2 separate regions of the Homo sapiens genome follow, and region 2 is linked to region 1. The links are chromatin loops, found by intact Hi-C in ENCODE. Cell type or tissue: gastrocnemius medialis. All regions are shown on one strand. Links, peaks and the distances in the headings refer to the core of each region. The heading gives the core; the rest is flanking DNA. Region 1 overlaps RREB1 (ras responsive element binding protein 1). Region 2 overlaps LOC101928004 (a long non-coding RNA gene).

The links. A loop is a pair of places that touch in the nucleus more often than their neighbours do. Peaks named below come from ENCODE experiments on the same cell type or tissue, not always from the same donor. Only the 100,000 strongest peaks of a DNase experiment are listed, where the experiment ranks them.
Region 2: it touches region 1 in a loop (2.4-fold over the local background); 3 of 110 quality-filtered maps call a loop at or near these places.

Annotation. Positions count from the first base shown.
Region 1 is chr6:7,215,953-7,218,868 of GRCh38, forward strand. The region is part of intron 8 of RREB1 (ras responsive element binding protein 1); the gene reads left to right. Among named protein-coding and RNA genes, the nearest start is that of SSR1, 96 kb to the right of the region's middle. In gastrocnemius medialis, for the core only: a CTCF peak has its summit at 1,319; DNase peaks (open chromatin) are centred at 1,109 and 1,549; H3K4me3 peaks cover 674 bases; H3K27ac peaks cover 2,500 bases.
Region 2 is chr6:6,729,576-6,732,491 of GRCh38, forward strand. The region is part of intron 2 of LOC101928004 (a long non-coding RNA gene); the gene reads right to left. It overlaps LOC101928047 (a long non-coding RNA gene), which reads left to right. Exons shown (of 6, transcript XR_001743949.2): 6 at 1-2,916. Among named protein-coding and RNA genes, the nearest start is that of LY86-AS1, 110 kb to the left of the region's middle. In gastrocnemius medialis, for the core only: no CTCF peak of the experiment used is centred there; a DNase peak (open chromatin) is centred at 1,436; H3K27ac peaks cover 2,128 bases.

The sequences.
Region 1 (2,916 bases), core at 223-2,722:
GGCCCAAGGGCGGCAGCTGGATGGTCACCCTGTTGGCACAGCCACTGCTGAGGGTGAAACTCGGCCAAAGTTATTGTGTAATCTTAGATGGCCCCCTGATGAAAGGAGTTCGGGTAATAAGTAACGTTAACATCATTTCAGTTAAAATGTACCCAGCAAATGATTGAGTTTGTACTGTGTGCCAGGCACTTGCCCAGGCTTGAAGGAAAGAGTGATGTTTGAGACAGGGTACGGGCTAGGCACAAAACAAGCTGGTTGGTTATAAAACAAAGTTCAGGGGTGAGTTCAGGGCCCAGGAGGGCACATTTCCCTCAGATTCCAGGCAGGCAGAGGGATCTGGTGGATGCAAAACTTCTCCTTGGGATTTTACATCAGAGGCTGTGGTGCTTCACTTAATTTCCTCTGGGTCAGGGCCCAACCGGGTCTGGTACTTCATTGACCCTGGTCATCTCTGAGTTCAAGGTGATGACATTAAATCTCTGTTGGGAATTGGTACATAGGGAGCCCAAGGGGGCTCTGACAGGAACCTCGGCTCCATGAGTAGTGAGGGCAGCTGAGACCACCCCCTTCCTGTATCTTAGTAGTGGGGCCACCAAAGGGAAATGCCTTCTTTTTCCTGCATTCTCCACTGTTCCAAGGAATGTTTATCTCCCTTCACCACACGCCTACCACCTACAGAGACCCCAAGACTCCTCATGTACCCGGGATTGATCCCACCCTTGTCAAATGTCATCCTAAAAACAGGGAAAAGATAAAATATTTGTCAGCATCTTCTGTTGAAGAGTCTGTGAGTCTGAGGCTTGGGCAGGCAGAAACAGATTTTAAACACTTCCGGGGGCTATGAACAGAGGTCCCTCAAGGAGGGGAAGACTGCCCCCACCCCTCACCTGACAGGTACAGAAGCCTTGGTCAGGACTACCCTGTCCCCCACCCAAGGCCCAGAGCAAGGAGTGGCCCACCCAGCTTCGGTAGCCACTACACACCCTTTGTGAAGTCCCTCAGACTCTGCCCAGTGCTTCACGCCACGCTGGTTTGGTTGAACAGTCAGAGCGGGGCATTGGGTTGCTGTGTGCAGCCTGGGCGGGTTCCTGGGTCATGGGGAGGGACGGCTGCCTGGCCAGGGCCCTGTCACAGGGCCATCACTGTTGCTCGCAGCAACTGGGAGAGATTAGTGCAGCTGTCGGATGTCAGTTCTCTGCCCCGAGATGGGCAGGGGAGGGTGGGCTGAGGAGAGAAGAATGTGTGAGTTGGTTGGGACTCTAGAGGAGAGGTTGTTTGCACTTACTCCTTCTGGCCTCTGGAGACAGAACAGGAAAAATGAAGCATGAAATCCCTTTTGAGAAGGAATGCCAGTCTCTCCATTAAAACACAATAATGAGGAAGGAATTCAGTATCTGAAGGAAATGGTCAAGCTGAGTGGCAGCTTCTCGGCAGGTATTTCGCAGGTTCTTCTGATGAGGGTTGCAGGGAGCAGGGAGTGTCAGCATTAGGAAATGCTCCCAGCTGAGCCAGCGTCCAGGCATTAAGGATGTGTGGGTCACATAAGGAGCCAGGGCATCTGCAAATAGCTGTCCTCTGAACGCACAGCCTGGCAGAGTGGAACGAAGCCAGCCGGCTCCGTCCCAGCCTGCCGCCTGGCAGCTCTGTGACCTCGGGCAAGTGCTGACTTGGTTTCCCTATCTGGAAAATAGATTTGAAGGCTGTTGTGAGGATGAAGGGAGATAATCCACAATCCTCAGAGTGTAACAAATACTAAATGAAATTTTTCTTCTGATACTATTATTTAGAATGTATTTTTTATATAAAATTTTATATAAAATTAAAATTTTTAGATATTTTAAACCTTCCAACATTTACAGTTATAGGTGTTGTGGCACTCTATGGCTATCCCATTCCAATGGAATTGAAAAGGAGTCAACTTCCAGGTGCGATTCACTTGGCAGAGAACATGAAAGCAATTTGTCCTTTACTCTTATAAACAGCTGTTTTTATCTAGTTTTCGCTTTTGTAAAGATTGGGAAATGGAGTGGCTCTTTAAATTTGGTTTGAGTCTTGCTTCCCACGTTTCTTAATCCCACTGTGTGAAAAGCAGATATTTAGAAACGTGAAGGAACTCGACACCTTTATGTAACAGAACAACACATCACTTTCTTTAGATTGTTGGGGGAACCCTAGGGTTCTAAGGAAGTGAGTTTCCTGATGTTTGAAATTTGCCAATGCAGCCTTTCAAAAATATGCTTAGCATAGTTTAAAAAAAAGAAAATTCACCCTTCTTGCTGATTGTGAGGAGGTCAGATATCTGTCCCTCAGCTGTCACAATGGTAGACTTGATGGAGTTACATGACAGAGAAGAGAGCCCAAGGAAGCACCTGAGTGGTTTCTCATCTCTGGGCCACTCTGTTAAGGCCTGTTTGTTGACTTTGGGATTTTCATCTTATTCTGGAGAGTTAAGGTCGCCAGATGAATAAAATACTACTGTTAGTGAGCACTGGGGGAGCTAATCCCAAAACTGTTTAGCCACAAGGTTAAGAAGTTAAAAAAAAAAAAGAGACTTTTGGTGTCCTTGTTTTCCATTTCTGTAAATCACATTGCTGATAAATTTGCCTTTGGGCATGCACCCTGCCCATTTTAGGTACTAGGCTCAGTTACTGGCTACAGATTGCAGATTCCCTTTTCAGGGCTGATGCTTTTAACAGTGATAGTTATTCCTGATAAGTACCTTAACTCTGCTGTGAGGTATCAAAACTGCTGGATCTATTTTTGGCTGCCTCTTTACCATTACTCCCTCTAGAGAATGTCCATACCATAACAACATATTTACATATTTATCACACTGCATTTCTATCCCAGCTCAGAATTGTGCAACTTTCTTTAAAAAAAAAAAAAAAAAAAAAAGGATATCCTGTCTTCTTCCAA
Region 2 (2,916 bases), core at 171-2,670, 490 kb before region 1:
CAAATAGGGGTGACACATTGAACACACACATTTATCACCTCTCCCTTCACAGATCTCATTAAAATGATAATAAAGGAACAAAATGGCAGAAATCCACAAGGACAAACAGCAAACAAGAGGGACATCAGCAGATAGGCAACCTCAACAAGTATATCACAATGAGTGACACACCCCCTATAACAGCCAATTTTGATGGTCCTCCCATAGCTCTTGCCTTATTCTTTGTAATAGGATTCAGATTGTTTAAAATCCCCATATTCTACCGCAAAGTCATGTTATCAGGAAAGACCAACCCTAACCCCAGTTCCATGGAGTAAAGATTAATTAATCTAAACTCTATTAATTGTATTCCCTTTATCTGGTGATAAGTTTAAGAGCTGATCCCTTAATTTTGGACATGGGAGCACAAGAGAAACTCACTCAAGACTGGGATTAATTGTAGGAAATATTTCACAGTTTCCACAAGTCAGAAGAGCTAATCCCAACCCTCTGTATCTGGAACATACACTGCTGCCATTTTCTGCCCATGAAGGGAAATACCCAAGGTACTCTGGCAGAACAGATTTTTGAAAACTTGAGTCCCTGATGATGTAAGTCAGCCACAATGTTAATCAACCCCAGAGCCACCTTATTTCTAGACTTATTATGCAAGATAAAAAAAATCAACTTGCAGTATGAACCACTTTTAGTTGGGTTTTATTTCGGCAAACATATGCCAAGGCACAGCATAAAATTCCACAAGGGACAAATCAATGAGCCCAGAACTTCCAATGAGGGGGACAACTAAGTCATATACACAATAACTAGAATGTAAATGGTATTGAACTTCAAGCACAACATTGGATGCTAGAAAAAAAGAATGCCTTCAAAGTTTTAAAAGAAAACACTTTTCTACCTTGAATTCTGCAATCAACCATACCATTGATCAAGAACAAAAGTAGATAGAATTATCCTTAGACATGCAAGGACGAAAATTTACCTTCCATATGCCTTCTAGGAGCTAATAGTTGATGGGTTTCAGGAAAAGAAAGGAATATAAATGAAAATAAGGGAAGAGAAGGGACCTAGGAACCAGTGAGTCCAGTCAGCAGGGTGGAAGAGCTGACAGCTACACTGTGCAGTCCACACAAGAGTAGAAGGGGAAGACATCCAGGGAAAAATTACATAGACTTAACAGAGTAGAAATATGGCAGATCTAGTGGCAAAGTGATCATCAGAAAGAAATCAAATATGCTGTACTGTATAACGAATTACCCTGAGACTTTCAGACTTAAAATAAGCATTTATTATCTTCTATTTTCTGAGCATGAGGCATCTGGGAGCAGCTTAGCTGGGTAGTTTCAGCTCAGGATCTCTTCTGAGGTTGTCAAGATGTCAGCTGGGGCTCCAGTCAGCTGAGAGCATGACCAGAACCGTAGAATCAGCCTCCACCATGGCTGACTCATGTTGCAGTTGGCAGAAGGCCTCAGTTCCTTGCTGGCTGTGGGCAACAGGCCTCAGCTGCCTGCCACATGGACCTGTTCAGAGGGCTGCTCAAGTGGCCTAACATGGCAGCTGGTTTTCCCCAAAGCAATCCATGAGAAAGTTCGTGGGGGGGGGCTGTAATGCCTTTTATGACCTAGTCTCAGAAGTCACATGTCATTATTTCTGCCATGTTCTATTTGTTAGAAGCAATTCACTAAGTACAGCCCACTTATAAGGCAAGGGAAATAGGGCTCTGCATTTTATAAGAATATTGAATTTTTGACATGTTTTTAAACTATTACACATATGCATATAAAAGTAGCATGTAAGTTAATAAGTGTGGCAAAGAGATAACTTCAAGGGAAACAAAATCTAAAGAAAAAATGTAATCCTAATGCACCACGCAGATTTGCTATTAACAATATCGACATAGTTTTGGTGTTATAAAGTGATTATTGATGTAATTAAAAGCAACTATAGGCCAAGCCCAGTGGCTCATGCCTGGAATCCCAGCACTTTGGGAGGTGGGCGGATCACCTGAGGTCAGGAGTTTGAGACTAGCCAAGATGGTGAAACCCTGTCTCTACTAAAAATACAAAAATTAGCTGGGCATGGTGGTGGGTGCCTGTAATCTCAGCCACTTGGGAGGCTGAGGCAGGAGAATTGCTTGATCCCGGAAGGAGGCAGCTGCAGTGAGCTGAGATCATGCCACTGTACTCCAGCCTGAATGACAGACTTAAACAAAAAACTATGCAGCTATATAAAGAGGGATGAGGAAAGATAAGAGCATAAGGGAGCCAACTTTTCATTAACTCTGAGGAAGCCAATTGATATTACCTGTAATTGATAAATCAAAAAACTATGATCAAGACAGTCTTGCACTGGCAAAATAGGTCAATGACCATATTTGTTCATTGAAAAAATAGAAAACCCAGACAGACCTCACCCAAATATAATCAACTGATCTTTGACAAAGGGGAAAGGATAGTCTTTTCAGTAAATGGTGCTGAAACAACTGGACATCCACATGCAAAAGAATCTAGTCACAGACTATATCCTTCACAAAAATTAATTTAAAATGGATCATAGATGCAAATGTTAAACCTAAAACTAAGACTCCTAGCAGGTCACATAGGAAAGCATCTAGATGACCCCTGGGTTTGGGAATGACTTTTTAGACAACACCAAAGAAATGATTAAAGAATTGATAAATTGGACTTTATTAAAATTAAAAACTTCTGCTCTGTGAAAGGCACTGTCATGAAAATAAGAAAAGCCACAGATTGGAGAAAATATTTGCAAGAGATAAATCTGATAAAGGACTGTTATTCAAAATATATAAAAAGTCTTAAAACTCAATAAGGAAACAACTTAATTAAAAATGGGCAAAAGATCTGAACAGATACCTCACAAAAGACATACAGCTGGCAAATAAGCATATGAAAAGATGCT